2 separate regions of the Homo sapiens genome follow, and region 1 is linked to region 2. Evidence: chromatin loops called from intact Hi-C (ENCODE). Cell type or tissue: B cell. All regions are shown on one strand. Links, peaks and the distances in the headings refer to the core of each region. The heading gives the core; the rest is flanking DNA. Region 1 overlaps FCRL1 (Fc receptor like 1). Region 2 has its middle 27 kb from the start of FCRL3.

Region 1 (8,339 bases), core at 118-8,117, 80 kb after region 2:
CCTTAAGGATCCTAATAATGAGAGAAACTCAGGAATATCTTTCAAACAGCTCCTACTCTTGCAGAGATAGAACCCATAACAGTGAGGATTAGCCTCTTGCCACTGCCCTTCTCAGCCTATCCTGGCAGACTGACCCCACTGACACTCACTGTGCACATTTATCTGGGATCTCCTGCTCCTCAAGACTTTGGACGCCATTGTCTGTGCCTCGCACCAGTATGACCCTGTGTCTTCTTTCCACATGGCAGCGATCTGGAGCTTGGGGGAGCTGCTCCAGCCTGGGCCCAAGGCCCGGGTGTCTCTGAAAAAGCAGAACTGGAACTGGGCATCTGAACTCTGTAGAAAGGGCATCTTACACGTCAGGGTCACTGGGCTCCCCTCTGTGGGATGGGAGGGGCTGGCTATCAAAAACAGCTCTAGAGAGAGGAATTAAACACAAATGATTAATGCGGTTCGGAATTTCTGGTAAGAGGCAGTTTGTGTCTCAGCACTTGCCAACAAGACTCAAAGAAACAGCCAGTTGGACACACAGGCCACCCTACATGTCTCCACCCCCCCCCCAGTGGCCCATGGGCTTTCCTTTGCCATGAACTCACCCTGCTCACCCCTGGTACATCCTGCCCCTGTGCAGTATTATCTTTCAGAAAGTAACTCTTACCTTTGACTTGGATCTTATTATTTTTTGAAGTTTCTATCCATAAACTAAAAACACCTTTCTTGAAGCCAGTACAATAATACTGAAGACTGTTACTGGAGTCGGCATTGGAGATGATGAAGCTTGAAGTTTTATTCAAAGTGAATATGCTTCTTTTATCCTTCTAAGCTATGTTCATTATCTTCTTCTGTTCCCTTTCCCCTGGCATCTCAGAACCACAACCACACTATCTTTTTCAAAGACAGAATATGGGACCTGCAGGGTCGATCTGTCCAGGAAAGACGTAGAAGAACCCAATCCCCTCATTGCTGACTCTGTCCTCCCCCTATTATTGCTATTTCTATTAGAAGAAATGGGGTGTATTTGCTTGGAAATGCCCAGTACCCACCATCCACACAGCTTCTTTACAAACCTCTGTAGAAACCATGATCTAAAGAGCTAATTTAATTCATATCTTAATTCTCAGGGATGTGTCCCTTTGGGGTGTTAGGGGCTCTTTTCTTTTTCTTTTTTTTTTTTTCCTTTTTGAGACAGGGTCATGTTCTGACTCTCAGGCTTGAGTTCAGTGATGCGATCTCAGCTCACTGCAACCTCAACCTCCTGGGCTCAAGCAGTCATCCCACCTCAGCCTCTCAAGTAGCTGGGACTACAGGCACATGCCACCAAGCCCAGCTAATTTTATTTATTTTTTGTAGAGATAAGATTTTATGATGTTGCTCAGGCTAGTCTTGAACTCCTGGGCTGAAGTGATCCTACTGCCTTGGCATCCCAAGGTACTGAGTACAGGTGTGAGCCACCACTCCCGGCCTGGGGCTCTTTTCTGGTGATAAGATGATAAAATTGTGCTCTGCTCTCTCCTCGTCTCCCCAACTTGCAGCAGCCCATAAAAATGTCACAACCCCTAATAGCTATGGGCTGTGTGGGCATTTGTTTATCCAACCCTCAGAGCCTCTGCCCCTTGAAAAATATTATACTTTCCCTAAGACAAAACTTTATTCTTTCCTTACCAGATGAAAATGACAATTGCTTTGGATTACTAAAGGGTGAATTACTAGGAATTCAGCTTTTCGGCTGAAATGTGTTTTTTTGTTTTTGGAAACTTTTAAACATCAGTTCCATCCATAGTACCAGAATATTTGCTTTGTCCTGAGGCATGGAATATCTTAGAGTCACTGTCTTTCCTTGGAAAACTGTGGTCCCCAGAAGACTGACCAGTAGCACAGCTCTTGGAGCTAGGCAGGGCAATAAATAAAAAGGCATTTAGGCCAGGTGTGGTGGCTCACGGCTGTGATCCCAATACTTTGGGAGGCCGAGCCTGGTGGATCACCTGAGGTCAGGAGTTCAAAACCAGCCTGGCCAACACGGCAAAACTTCTCTCTACTAAAAACACAAAAATTAGCCAGGCGTGGTGGCATGAGTTTGTAGTCCCCAGCTACTCCAGAGGCTGAGGCAGGAGAATAACTTGAACCCAGGAGGCAGAGGTAGCAGTGAGCTGAGATCACACCACTGCACTCCAGCCTGGGCAACAGAGTGAGACTCTGTCTCAAAAAAGAAAGGCATTTAGCATTTGGGCATCTGTAACCCACTATTCTCAATGGGGCTAGGGTGGTAATGAAGTGGGAAACTGGACAGGGTGGATTGCAAGGGTCTGGAGCTCAGTCTTACAGCTCAGAGCTTGTTTCAGATAATTCTTAGATAGCAGAGACTATCTGGAAAATACCTGGTGACAGAAACTTGGTTTCTTCATCTTTGATATGGCTTTGGATTTCTGCTTAGGCTGAGATTGGGCACTTGGGTTTAGGGGTAAAGATGAGACCAGACACAAGGCATGCATGGTGTTAACACAAGTCATCAGTTATACTTGGACAAACATTAGATAAGGAACCTAGAAGGCTAGATTGACCCTGAATCTCTCTGAATCTTTCTGGTCACAGGAATTCCTAGGGAACTTGGGAACTTGTGTTCCCTACTTGCACTTGCAGCCGATGTTCTTGAGGTGGCAGGACAATCTCTTTTAACTCTGTGGCTAGTATTTTCTGCACAAGATAGCAATTTTTACATTTTATCATTGAGCTTGATCTAGTGAAGAGTCCTTCGTGGGGAAAGGGATTGCTTACTCTCCTTCTTTGGTAAAGGTAAGACTTTGAATCAGGACCAGTGCAATGAAGTAAGTTTGCATAAACCAGAGTCCGAAAGAGAAAATGAGCTGGGGTAACAGGTGTGGCTGCAGAGGAGAGCTAAAAATAGGAAGGAGGCAGCAGTACTACTTCATTCCACACATGTCTGGAGGATTCTCTCTAATGTTCTCCGTGGATGTGTGATTTTGGCATTTCCTTCATCACCCATGGTGACACACCCAGCTGAGAAGCACAACTGGGAATTGGAGCTCCTGAGGCTGGGAGGACAGAGATGCTTCTAGCATGAATCTTCAGCACCCTTTGCCTTCCTTGTGCAAACAGTGTCTCCCTCCCTGTGCTGGGACTTCCCGGAAGTAAGACTGTGTTCTTGAGAAGGTCAGAGCAAGACCTGTTCACCCCACTGAGCAGACACGTGTCAGGTGCAGAGACTGATGTGAAGACAGAGCAGCCCAGGCCCAAGGGAGCCACTGATGTTTGTACACCTCAGCAGCTGTCACCCTGATATGTTTTGGGCAGGAAGGGGCTGCTAAGACAGCAATCTGCAGGCCTCCTGTGCTGACCTAAGTAACAAAATACCCACAGACCTTGAAGAAGAAAAGGAAGTGCAACTCACCGGCAGGTTCACAGAGTGGAGCTGGGAGAGAATTCAGCAGAGATCAGTACAGAGCAGCAAATCCCACAAATCTCCAAAGTTTAAATCCTTTGAGAGCTTCCCCAACACCACACCCTCCATCCCCTGGACCCTCCCTGCATCTCTCTCTTCCTCCCTCTTTCCCTCTTTCTCTCTTCTCCCCTTCCTTCTTTCATCTTCTCTTCCTCCCTCCTTATCTTACCCCTGCTTCTTTTCTTCTTTCTCTCTGCTCCTTTTCCCATATTCTGCATCACCCACAGAGCACCTGCCCACAGAACAACACATCGTTCTTTTTTATGATCACAAAGTAATTGCCAATGACTTGTGTTGTCTGTGACTAGGAGGTGGCATCTTTGCTAACTACTTAGCAGCTCCTTCTTCAAGCTCCTCATTCCCATTCCCACCGCCTCCTTTCAAAAGTCTTGAGGATCCAGCTTTGGATTGACTCTCTCAAGGGAACAACAGAGTCAGGCAAGGAGAGTGCACAGCCTCATACTCAAGGCATAGAGACCCTTTGTTTACCAATTTCAGATCAGAGGAGGCTTAGGTCCAGAAAAGGAATTCAAATTTCTCCAAAAATTCTCTTCTATCCCAAGGACTTGACCATAATATTATGGCTCAATGATCAAGAAAAAATAATTCTGGGGAAAATGGAGGCTTTGTAGCTGGATGACACAGATTTGAGTACTGGCTCTTCCTCTTACAAGCTGTGTGACTGTGGGAGAAATGTTTCACCTCTCTGTGCTTTAGTTTCCTTGTCGGTAAAGTGTAGATAATTGTGGTACCTACCTCACAGAGTTTTTGTGAAGATTAAGGAGCTTAGACTAGTGCCTGGAATTTACTTATTCAGTAAATATTGTGTCATTACTATTATTTATTTTAGCCAAGCTTGGTTTGAGATACTTACTTTTTCTTAGGTTAAATGTTTACTTGAATAATTAGTTCCTTAGGTAGGAGAAAAGTGTCAATAGGAGAGAGCATAAAATCATATTCCATACACTTGTCCATACAGCAAATAATTTGAAGTGCTCACTGTATGCCAGACGTTGTGCATGGCCCTGGAGTGATGGGAGTAAACATGAATGACAATCTTTGATGTCAAGAAATTCATATTATAGTGGTAGAGAGCCAATTTAAAAATAAGTATATAATATTCTTTCAGAGGGTGATTGGTTCTCTAAGAAAAATAAAGCAGAGAAATAAGATACAGAGCATCTTAAGATGGTCTTAACTGTTTAGATAGATTTAGATAGATTCAGTAAAAACCTAAATGAAATCAGGAAACAAGCCTTCTGAATATTTGGGAAAGAGCATCCCTGGCAGAGAAAACATCGAATGCAAGTATCCTGAGGAGGAAATACGCTTGTACAAGGAGGAATGAGAAGGCAAGGGCACCTGGAGCTGACCAAGTAAGGGGGCAGGGGTTAGTTATCGGTGTCTGAGAAATAGGAAGGATCCAGTCATGGGCACTTTATGGACTTGGCAATAGTTTTGGATTTCATTCTAGGTGTGATGGGGAGCTATGGACAATTCTTACTTAATTTACAATATCACTCAGACACTGTGAGGAAAGCAGTATAGAAGTGAAAGAAAAGCAGGGAGAACGTTAGTGGGAATTTAGTGTAGGAGAGTAAAGATAGTGGCTAAGATTAGACAGTGCTGGTGATATGAAGTGGTCAGACTTTAGTATAAATTCTGAAAGTAGAATTAATAGGAATTGCTTATGGATTAAATAGAAAGTGCAAAAGGAGAGAGAGGGGAATTAAGTATGACTCTTAGATTTTTGGCCACAGCAACTGGAAGAATGGTAGTGACATTTCCTGAATTGGAGAAGTTGTGGGGGAAAATAGGTTAAGTTTTGTGGTGGTGGTAGTACAGGTGGAAGATCAAGAGATCTGTTTGAGTTTAAGATGCCTGTTAAACACCTGATGTTAAGTTTAAGATGTTTATTAAGATGTCTATTAGATACCCGAATGCAGTTAAGTACATAAGAGGTATTTAAAAGAGAGGTGAAAGCTGGAGAAATAAGCTTGCATTTAAGCTTAAAGTGGCACATGAAGTGACATAATTATATAATTTGGGGAAGTGAGTATGGATGAAGTCTAGGTATCAACTTTGAGGATGTCCAACATTTTGAGGTCAGCAAAAGATCCAAGCCAGATGCAGTGGCTTATGACTGTAATCCCAACACTTTGGAAGGCTGAGGTGGGAGGATTGATGGGGGCCAGAAGTTTGAGATAAGCCTGGGTGGCAAAAAATAAATTAATTAATTTAAAAAAAAACCCTGTTTGTAAAAAACAAAAACAAAAACAAAAACAAACAAAAAAAACCACAAATGATTTGGGGGAGATGGAGTTTCACTCTTCTTGCCCAAACTAGAGTGCAATGGCACAATCTTGGCTCACTGCATCCTCCACCTCTCGGGTTCAAGCGATTCTCCTGCCTCAGCCTCCTAAGTAGCTGGGATTACAGGCATGTGCCAGCCACCACACCCAGCTAATTTTGTATTTTTTTTTTCTTTAGTAGAGACTGGGTTTCATCATGTTGGTCAGCTTGGTCTGAACTCCTGACCTCAGGTGATCCACCCACCTTGGCCTCCCAAAGTCCTGGGATTACAGACATGAGCCACCATACCTGGTCAAAAAATTGTTTTAATTAGCTGAGTGTGGTTGCATGTGTCTCTGGTTCCAGCTACTCAGGGAGCTGAGGCAGGTGCATCACTTGAGACCAGGAATTCAAGGTTGCAATGAGCCATGACCATACCACTGCACTTCAGCTGGGGCAACAGAGTAAGACCCTGACTCTAAAAAAATTAAATAATTTAGCAAAGAAACTGAAAAGTAGCAGATACTGAATTAGAAAGAAAGCCAGCAGAATATGATATTCCAGAAGCCAAATTAAAAGTGTTTCAAAAAATAAAGAGTGATCAAATGCCCCTGAGAAATTGAGTAAAATAAAAAATTAAAATTGACCCCTTGATGCAGCAACATGAAGATGGTTGATGCTATGTGCAAGAACAGTTTCAATGGAGTGGTAAGGATGAAAGATTGATTTAAGTGGGTTCAAGGAAGAATGAGGAAGAAGTGTAAGGACTTAAATGAGTTTACCAGGGGTTAGGAATGGGAGAAGATTTGACCATAAAAGGGAGTGAGGGCATAAGTAAATTTCTTTTTCTTTTTTCTTTTTTTTTTTTTTAAGACAGAGTCTCTTTCTGCCACCCAGGCTGGAATGCAGTGGCATGATCTTGGCTCATTGCAACCTCTACCTCACAAGTTCATGCAATTCTCCTGCCTCAGCCTCCTGAGTAGCTAGGACTACAGGCTTGCACCACCTCGCCTGGCTAATTTTTGTATTTTTAGTAGAGATGGGGTTTCACCATGTTGGCCAGGCTGGTCTTATACTCCTGACCTCAGGTGATCCACCCACCTCGGCCTCCCCAAGTGCTGGGATTACAGTCGTGAGCCACTGCACCCAGCCGGGAAATTTTTGAAGGGATGAAAATGTCCTGTATTTTGATTCTGCTGGTGGTTATATGGATCTAAATCTTTGTCAAAAATTATAGACAGTCTTTCAAAAAAGTAAATCTTAATGTAATGTAAATTAAAAATAAATATTAAATAAAGAATGAAAGGAAGTGAAGCAAAGACAGCAATTCACTGAAAACTTTTTGTTTTATTTTACTTTTTTGAGACAGGATCTTGCTCTGTCACCCAGGCTGGAGGTCAGATCACTGCAGCCTTAACCTCCTGGGCTCAAGTGATCCTCTTACCTCAGCCTCCCAAGTAGCTGGGACTACAGGCATGTGCCACAATGCCAGGATAATTATTTATTTTTTATTTTTTGTAGAGACAAGATTTTGCTATGTTGCCCAGGCTGGTCTGAAACACCTGATGTCAAGCGATCCTCCCGCCTCAACCTCCCAAAGTGCTGAGATTATAGCATGAGCCACCACACCTGGTGCACTGAAAACTTTATAAAGGGAAACAGAAAACTTGTGTAGTAAATGGAAGCCATATTTCTATTATTTTAAGAGAAAAGACATTGTCGGTGATGTCGGCAAGATGGCTGACTAGAGGTGTCTATTACTCATCCTCCTCCCCGCCTAAAAAAAGACTGAAACAATAAGGAAACAACTACATTTTGACTGGAGTGTCTAAAGGAGAGCACTGAAGTACAGCAGGGGAATGGCAGAAATCTTGTGGATCACAGAAACTCAGGATGGCTACATAAAGAAGGGAATGGAACCCTGCAACCTGCCTCTGCAACTCTGTCTCCTCAGTCAGGATCAGCTTGGAATGCAGGCTGGGATTCAAGCCTAGGAGGGGCTTTTCCCTGAAAACAAAAGGTAAAGAAGTCCCCAGAAGCCCCCATTATATCTGTGGACACCAGCAGTCTTTGTTGCTGGAGAATCCTGCAGTTCTCACAGGACCTAAGTCCAGTTTTGGAAGCTGCCTGGAGTTCATATGGCTGCATTATTCTAGAGTAAGAGCCCATACTGTGGCTCCTCCCATCCCATGACCCAAGCTACTACTGCACAGCACCATCTTGAAACTAGAGCAACTACTAGAGTGTGTTCTGTTCCTGGGGGCAGTAGTCACTGCATCTTTTCATCCTTGAGGCTTCACCATCCTTGCATCATGCTTACACACAGTAGTACACCATTTGCTAGCCAAGCTTCCCTGCTTCCTAATCCATGGGAACAAGCTGTCTAGGAATCACTCCATTTTCTCCATCCTAGTGGCTTCAGTGCCCCAACCCCAGGGACTCAAAACCTAGGCTCAGGGGGACAGCTGTGATCCTGTCACTTGAGTCCACATGACACTCTGCCCTGCCAAGGAACAGGCTGTCCTGCCCAGTGGAGAAGTCAAGCCTTATCCAGAAGACCAGCCATGTGCCTGCCTCCTTGGCATATGAC
Region 2 (8,272 bases), core at 273-8,272:
GGAAATAACTTACCACACCCTGAAAACTACTTTTGGTATAAAAGAGGTGATAGAGTAGAGTGGAAATAGATCATAAACATGCATCTAAAAAAGTGTCCCTCAGATATATTTGTACATGACTTCAAGAAATGAGCCTCTCATTAGGATAGGAAACCAAAGTTCAATTCTCAAGAAGTCACAAGTTCATTTACTCAATATGATTTTACAAAGTGCCTGCATGTTATCAGTTTCCACGTGCAGCTGTTTCTAAATGAAAAAAAAAAAGAAAAAAAAAACCAGATATCTCTAGAGGGACCACCAATTCCTCCCAAATTTCTAACTGAAAGGACCTTTTGGGAATCAGGTTCCTTCTATACCTCTGAAAAGGTGACATCTTAAAGATCAAATATCTTTAACCTAGAGATTTATCATGATACCTAGCAATACTTGAATCTTAGACATACAACATAAGAGGGTACATTAAATTTTGAAGGTAGCTATGCTGCACAATACTTTAAAATTAAATAATTATACAGTATTGATTTATGCTTAAAATTCCAGTCTTAGGCTGGTGTGGTGGCTCATGCCTGTAATCTCAGCAGTTTTGGAAGCCTAGGTGGCAGATCACCTGAGGTCAGGAGTTCAAGACCAGCCTGACCAACATGGTGAAACCCTATCTCTACTGAAAATACAAAAATTAGCTGGGCATGGTGGTGCATGCCTGTAATCCCAACTACTTGAGAGGCTGAGGCACAATAATCGCTTGAACCCAGGAGGTGGAGGTTGTAGTGAACCGAGATAGTGTCACTGCACTCCAGCCTGGGCAACAAAACGAGACTCCATCTCCAAAAAAAAAAAAAAAAAAATCCAGTCTTAGACCAAGCTCGTTTTAGACCAGCACTGACGTTTTTGTCATCTCTCAGGACTCACAGAATTAGTTCGATAACTGCCTTGGAGTCTGAATGTATCCTAATCCTCTCATGGGAGTTGTTCACTTTAGCTGAGAAGAAGCTGTCAGGATCTATGTGCTACTTGGCTGCTGTTCCAAAGCAAGTGTTATTGTTTCCTAATGTCCATGCATGATTGACAGTGATCTCCAAAGTCTTGCTCACCTTCTGGTAAGTGGAGGTGCCAAACACTGTCATTTATATTAGTGTGATGCTGGAATTCATCAGTCTTGAAGCCAACCACAAAAAGTCATTTTAGGTCACCTGGGACTCTTTGATCTCAAAATGTATTTGGTATCCAGCCAGCCAGTCCTTGTAACTCAGCATGAGAGCACCTTGGATGAAAGTCCTGGAGATGTCAAAATCCACGTTGCAGCCCAGGTTGATGTACTCTCACTTGTACCCTGTCTTGATTTTAGCATTTTGCCCCCAGTGTTAGGTGAGGAGGCTGAATCACAGGTCAACTTTAGTCCATGTAAAAAGCTCATCTTCTCCAGTAACTCTGCACCTAATGTCTTGTCAGTGTTCCACTTCTCTGTAAATGTCAGGCCACATTTGATCCATCTGTTCTTGGTTTCCAGACTACCTGTCACTTTGATGGCCTCAGGATTGGCTGAGCCTGAGCTTGTAACATCCAGTCTATTCCCATATTTTGTTTTCAAATGAAGCTTTATTAATCCTAATCTATACCGCTTGGTGAAGACATCCCTGGTACATTTGTCAAGATCAGTGTACATGGGAGGGACAGCCATATTCTGCTCAGTGGCAGCCACAGGAGGCTCAACAGGGTAAGGGGGTGGATTTTCCTATGCTGCTTTGAAGGTCATTCTATTCTTGTTTCTGGTGGTAATTACTCACTTACTAAGATGAATAACAACATTCATTTACATGTCTTCAAAACAACTTCCTCCCCACTCTTCTATCACATTATCATTCTTGAGTTTAAATAATAGAATTTTATTTTACTTCTTCTTTCCATGTGTGTTTCTCATGGTTTAAAGAACAAAATTTTATTATTTTATTTATTCAAACTCATTTTCCCTATCTTGTGGCCTATTTCTGCATTTATTTTTCATCTTGCTGTAGCACTTCCTCTAAAAGTGTTTTTAGTGGTTTGCATGTGTGTGTGTGTGTGTGTGTGTGCATGTTCGTGTGTGTCTTAAGATTTTGAGGGCTGTAATACCAAAGAAAAAATCTTCATTCACCCTCGCAATTAAATAAAAGTCTAGATGGATATAAAATAACAAGTTTGCCTTTTTTCTTTGAACACTTTGAAAACATTTTCCATTGACTTCTTACATTTAATGTTATTGTTAAGAAGTCTTAGGCTATTCTCATTCCTGTGACTTATAGATAATGCTTTATGTTCTTTAGTATTTCAAAATTTTTCCTTGTTCATTGATATTCCCAAATTTTACTTTAATATTTAGGTTTTTAAAATCAATTCAGTTAGCAAATTATGATACTTTTCATTGTGAAATCTTTAGTCTTTCTCTGATTTTGTAAAATTTGGGGTTATTATTTTTTCCATAAGTTTTCTTCTCTTATTTGTACCTGTATGCAGTACATGAATCATACAGATACTGACACTTCCTATGCCATCATTCATATTTCTTAACTTGTATACTCTCCTTCTCTGTACCTCTTCTTGGTATTTTTAGGAGAGTTTTTCCTGGCCTTCCAGCTCACTATGTTTTTTTCTTTAGTATTATTCTGTATGCTAATCAATTCATCTGTCAGGTACTTATTTTGACAATTATAATTTTCATATTTATTATCTCTTGTTGGCTGTTATTTAACTTGTCATGAATTGGTGTGTTGAGAGAGTGTTGAGGATTAGTCTCGGGCAGAAAACCTCTAGAGCTCTAGCTGGACACAGTCATTCCCTAGTTGCCCACCCCACTGTGTATGGTGGTGAGACAGGAATTCTTGGGAGCAGTACATTTGTGCCTATTGCTATCTGCTTCCCACAGTGGCTGGGTTCTAATACCATCCTAGTAATTACTCCACTACCACTGGTTGGTAGAATAATTGCCCTGCTGGAATAGGAAATGAGCAGCTTGGAAAGATCTGGGGGAGAGAAAAGATCTCATTCAGAAAGCATTCTCTTACCTCTAATTTGCCTCTTCCTCTCTAAGCAGCTTCTGCTTCCCTGTGTTTGTTTCCTCATGTATTTATGACAATTTTACAGGTTTTTTGATAGGCAAAAGTTTGTCTCTTGTTTATTTGGTATTTCCAAGGTACAGTTTAATAGTAAGAGCCTGAAGCCATCTTGTCAACAAATGTAAGTTTGTTAATGCAAAAAAAGTGCAAGTAAAACAAAATAAATCTGTGGGCTGAAACAGGATTAGATGGCTTTTTTACTTTCATTTTTATTTTATTTTATTTTATTTCATTTTTTGAGATGGAGTCTCGCTCTGTCGCTGCAAGCTCTGCCTCCCCGGGTTTATGCCATTCTCCTGCCTCAGCCTCCAGAGTAGCTGGGACTACAGGCACCCCCCACCACACCTGGCTAATTTTTTTGTATTTTTAGTAGAGACGGGGTTTCACCGTGTTAGCCAAGATGGTCTTGATCTCCTGACCTCGTGATCTGCCTGCCGCGGCCTCCCAAAGTGCTGGGATTACAGGCTTGAGCCACCGCGCCCGGCCGATTAGAGGGCTTTAAAAGACCAGACAGTGTCTGCCCAACCAGAAAAACTGTGTATTTTCAGAGCAGGTGTATGTGAAAGCAGAACAATCAGGGCCTGAGGAAACCACCGAGCATTTGCATATCTGAGGGTTCTCAACCTCACATGTCTGAGACAGCATCTATATGCCTCCTGAGCTGGTCAGAAGGACAGTGTTACTGAAAATCTATGAGAAAGGACCAGCAGGGAAACATAGCAAATTGTCCACTGAATGAAGCTGCAAGCGAGAGAAGAATGAAAAGTGAGCACAGAGCAGTACATCATCTTTTTTCACTCTGTAATTCTGAGGGTTTTTTGGCACCCGTCCATACCCTACTTCCCTGCTTTTTTTCAAATTCCTTCTCCCATATTTAATATATCCCCAAAAGCCACACCTTTCCCAACAACACTATAACCCATGCTTTATTTTATGCTCACAAGGAACTTTCCAACATATGCCTTGCCCATTACCAAGAGCTCTTCATTTTTCACATGTTCAGCATCTCCAGTATTTATTACTTTCACTGCAGCTTCCACATCTTCAGGGCACTAGTATAATTTAAGACATAGAGTCTCAGGTTACAAAGTCAATGGCATAAATTCGTAGCACTGCTGTACACCAACAACAACCAAGCTGAGAATCAAATAAAAAATGGAATCCCTTTTATAATAGCTGTAAAAACAAACAAACAACAACAATAACAACAAACCCTAGTAATATACTTAACCAAGGAGGTGGAAGATTTCTGCAAGGAGAACTACAAAATACTACTGAAAGAAATCATAGATGGCACATATAGATGGAAACACATCCCATGCTCATGGATTGGAAGAATGGTTATTTTCACAATTTTGTGATTGCCCAAAGTCACCTACAGATTTCATGCAAATTATATCAAAATACCATCACCATTTTTCACAGACTTAAAAAAAATCTTAAAATTCATATGGAACAACAACAAAAAAAGCCCAAATAGCCGAAGCAATCCTAAGCAAAAAGAACAAACCTGGAGGTATTACAAGACTTGAATTTATACTACAAGGCTATAGTTACTAAAACAGCATGGGCACTGGTATAAAAGTAGGCATATCGTAACCAATGGAACAGAACAGAAAATCCAGAAATAAAGCCAAATGCTTACAACGAACTGATGTTCAACAAAACATACAAAAACATAAATTGGAGAGAGGACACCCTATTTAATAAATGGTGCTGGGAAAACTGGCTAGCCACGTGTAGAAGAATAAAACTGGATCCCTATCTCTCATCTCATACAAAAATCAACTTAGGATGAGTCAAAGACTTAATCTAAGACCTGAAACCATAAAAATTCTAGAAGATGACCTTGGAAAAACTCTTCTGGACATTGACCTAGGCAAAGAATTTATAACTAAGACCTCAAAAGCAAATGCAACAAAAACAAGGATAAATAAATGGGACCTAATTAAACTAAAAAAGCTTCTGCACAGCAAAAGCAATAATCATCAGAGCAAACAGACAACCCACAGACTGGGAGAAAATATTTGCAAACTATCCGTCTGACAAAGGACTAATATTTAGAACTACAAGGAACTCAGACAAATCAGCAAGAAAAAAAACTCATGAAAAAGTGAGCAAATGACATGTATAGACATTTCTCAAAAGAAGATATGCAAAAGGCCAACAAATATATGAAACAATGATCAACATCACTAATCATCAGGAAAATGCAAATTAAAACCACAATGAGATGCCACTTTACTTTTGCAAGAATGGCCATTATTAAAAAGTCAAAAAATAATAGATGTTGGCATGGATGTGGTGAAACGGGAACACTTACACACTGCTGGTGAGAATGTAAATTAGTACAACCTCTATGGAAAACAGTATGGAGATTTCTTAAAGAACTAAAAGTCCTATGTCAGGAAACAACAGGTGCTGGAGAGATGTGGAGAAATAGGAACAATTTTACACTGTTGGTGGGACTGTAAACTAGTTCAACCATTGTGGAAGTCGGTGTGGCGACTCCTCAGGGATCTAGAACTAGAAATACCATTTGACCCAGAAATCCCATTACTGGGTATACACCCAAAGGATTATAAATCATGCTGCTATAAAGACACATGCACAAGTATATTTATTGCGGCATTATTCACTATAGCAAAGACTTGGAACCAACCCAAATGTCCAACAATGATAGACTGGATTAAGAAAATGTGGCACATATACACCATGGAATACTATGCAGCCATAAAAAATGATGAGTTCATGTCCTTTGTAGGGACATGGATGAAGCTGGAAACCATCATTCTCAGAAAACTATCCCAAGGACAAAAAACCAAACGCCGCATGTTCTCACTCTAGGTGGGAATTGAACAATGAGAACACATGGACACAGGCAAGGGGAACATCACACTCTGGGGACTATTGTGGGGTGGTGGGCGGGGGAGGGATAGCATTAGGAGATATACCTAATGCTAAATGACGAGTTAATGGGTGCAGCACACCAACATGGTACATGTACACATATGTAACAAACCTGCACATTGTGCACATGTACCCTAAAACTTAAAGTATAATAATAAAAAAAAAGAACTAAAAGTAGATCTACCTTTAATTTCAGCATTCCCACTACTGGGTATCTACCCAAAGGAAAATAAGTCATTGTGTGAAAAAGACATATACACATGTATGTTTATAGCAGCACAAGTCACAATTGCAAAGAGATGGACCAATCTAAGTGCCCATCAACTAATGAGTGGGTAAAGAAAATGTGGTATACATGTATACCATGGAATAGTACTCAGCCATAAAAATGAATGAAATAATGTCTTTTGCAGCACTTGGGTGAAGCTGGAGCCACTATTCTAAGTGAAGTAACTCAGGAATGGAAAATCAAATACTGTATGTTCTCACTTAACAGTGGGAGCTAATCTATGAGTACACAAAGGCTTACAGAGTGGTATCGGGCATTGGAGACTCAGAAGAAGGAGGGTAGGAGGGGTATAAGGAACAAACCCCTACATATTGGGTACAATGTACACTAGTTGGGTGATGGGTGCACTGAAATCTCAGAATACACCACTGTATAATTCATCTATGTAACCAAAAACCACTTATACCTCTAAACTATTGAAATAATAAAATATTAAGATATTTTAAAAAAAGACACAGAGCTAGGGAGAGAACATACAGAAGAAGAGTGGTCTCTCCCGTGTTCTGTAGGTTGTATAGGTCCTCCTTTCTTGATTTTAGGTCAACTTTTTGCTTAGGAGTCCATTTTTCACTCTAAAATTATGTACAGAATGTGTCTACTAAGTACAGAGAAAGGAATTGTGTTTCTTAGCAAAGTTTTTATCTTCCCTTGTGTACAAATAAACAGTGATGCCAAATGGTCTATTGTTTAATACAAATTTTAATCTGTTATCTAAAGTGTGTTGTTTCATTTTGGAAGGAATGGATTACTGGAGTGTGGTATTAAAAAAAAGCCAATTACATCACGTATAAAGTTTCCTATAAGATCAGAACAGAAATTTATTAAAAAGAAAGATTTCTGTTTTTCCTAGCAGAATTTGAAATGCATTGCTTCTACATTTTCTTGGAAATCTAAATCATCTCATTTTCTTTATTCTCAAATATCTCTGGAGACTGCATTGGAAGTGAGACCCAGCGTTTCTGCTAGACAATGGCCACAGACTTGGGCTCTGAGAAAACCTCAAAGATATCCAGATCCCAGGACCTCCATTCTCTTCCTGTTCCACATCTCATTCCAAGTGGTCCAGCTCATAAAATGCCAGCAGCAATGACCACAGTACCATGAGGCCTCCTCATTCAGCTATTTGAAAGGAGATTGTCTTAGTGACTGACTTGAAGGGGTCTATCAAACAGTAACCAAAAGCAAGGATCACAAACAGGCCTTCAGAATATTTTACCTAGATAGAAAGCAAGGAAGTAAGACTCCTCCAATGTTTGATCTCTACTTCCTCATATAGTATACAGAGCTCTTTTCTATAAGATTGTTTTGATTATATATCTCAACAGTAATGTATCATAAGCTGATAGACCCTCCACACAACCACTGGGATATCTCAGGGGAAATATTGCCAAGTTATTGTCTGACTGCATAGAGTAACAGCCTTTCATTTCTCTAAACTAGTAATGCTACTCAAAATGTTGACTTAAACACAAAGATGTTCATTGTAACACTGTTTATCATAATGAGTAATTGTCAATACTATAAAGGCCCTCAAATAAATCATTTACAAAATAAGTTTGTACGTTTTCAAACATACCAGGCAATACACAAATATCTTAGAATAATACTTAATGGCATGGAAACAAAACAAAATTATTAAAAGAAAAAATGAGATTACTGTTATCATTATTTTTAAATTGTATATTTATGTATACGTGAGCACATGCATAGAAAATATTCTGGCTGATGGATATTGAGATATTAGCAATTATCTCAGAGTTAATGGAATAAAAGTGATTTTTAATTATCTTTTTTTATTTCTCATGTTTCTAATTTTTCTATAATGGATACCCAAACACACACACAAACACGCACCATAGGTTCTTGTGGCCCTTCTCAGTTCTAAGGGGTTCAGGTTCAGGGTCCAGATTCTCAGATTTCAGCACAGGCAAGTCATATGTATGGATGTTAAGCATGTGGAGGAAAGTTAAATGGTTAAGTGACA

Evidence for each region. Hi-C counts contacts between places; a loop is a spot of excess contacts. Peaks named below come from ENCODE experiments on the same cell type or tissue, not always from the same donor. Only the 100,000 strongest peaks of a DNase experiment are listed, where the experiment ranks them.
Region 1: it touches region 2 in a loop (5-fold over the local background); 2 of 110 quality-filtered maps call a loop at or near these places.

Annotation. Positions count from the first base shown.
Region 1 is chr1:157,803,696-157,812,034 of GRCh38, forward strand. It overlaps FCRL1 (Fc receptor like 1), which reads right to left. Exons shown (of 11, transcript NM_052938.5): 2 at 3,407-3,427; 3 at 150-416. Among named protein-coding and RNA genes, the nearest start is that of FCRL1, 12 kb to the right of the region's middle. RefSeq lists enhancers at 2,875-2,934, 2,965-3,014. In B cell, for the core only: no CTCF peak of the experiment used is centred there; DNase peaks (open chromatin) are centred at 326, 3,256 and 5,456; H3K4me3 peaks cover 3,796 bases; H3K27ac peaks cover 8,000 bases.
Region 2 is chr1:157,723,344-157,731,615 of GRCh38, forward strand. It overlaps the pseudogene VDAC1P9. Among named protein-coding and RNA genes, the nearest start is that of FCRL3, 27 kb to the left of the region's middle. In B cell, for the core only: no CTCF peak of the experiment used is centred there; DNase peaks (open chromatin) are centred at 1,348, 2,058, 3,167 and 3,658; H3K4me3 peaks cover 2,894 bases; H3K27ac peaks cover 6,167 bases.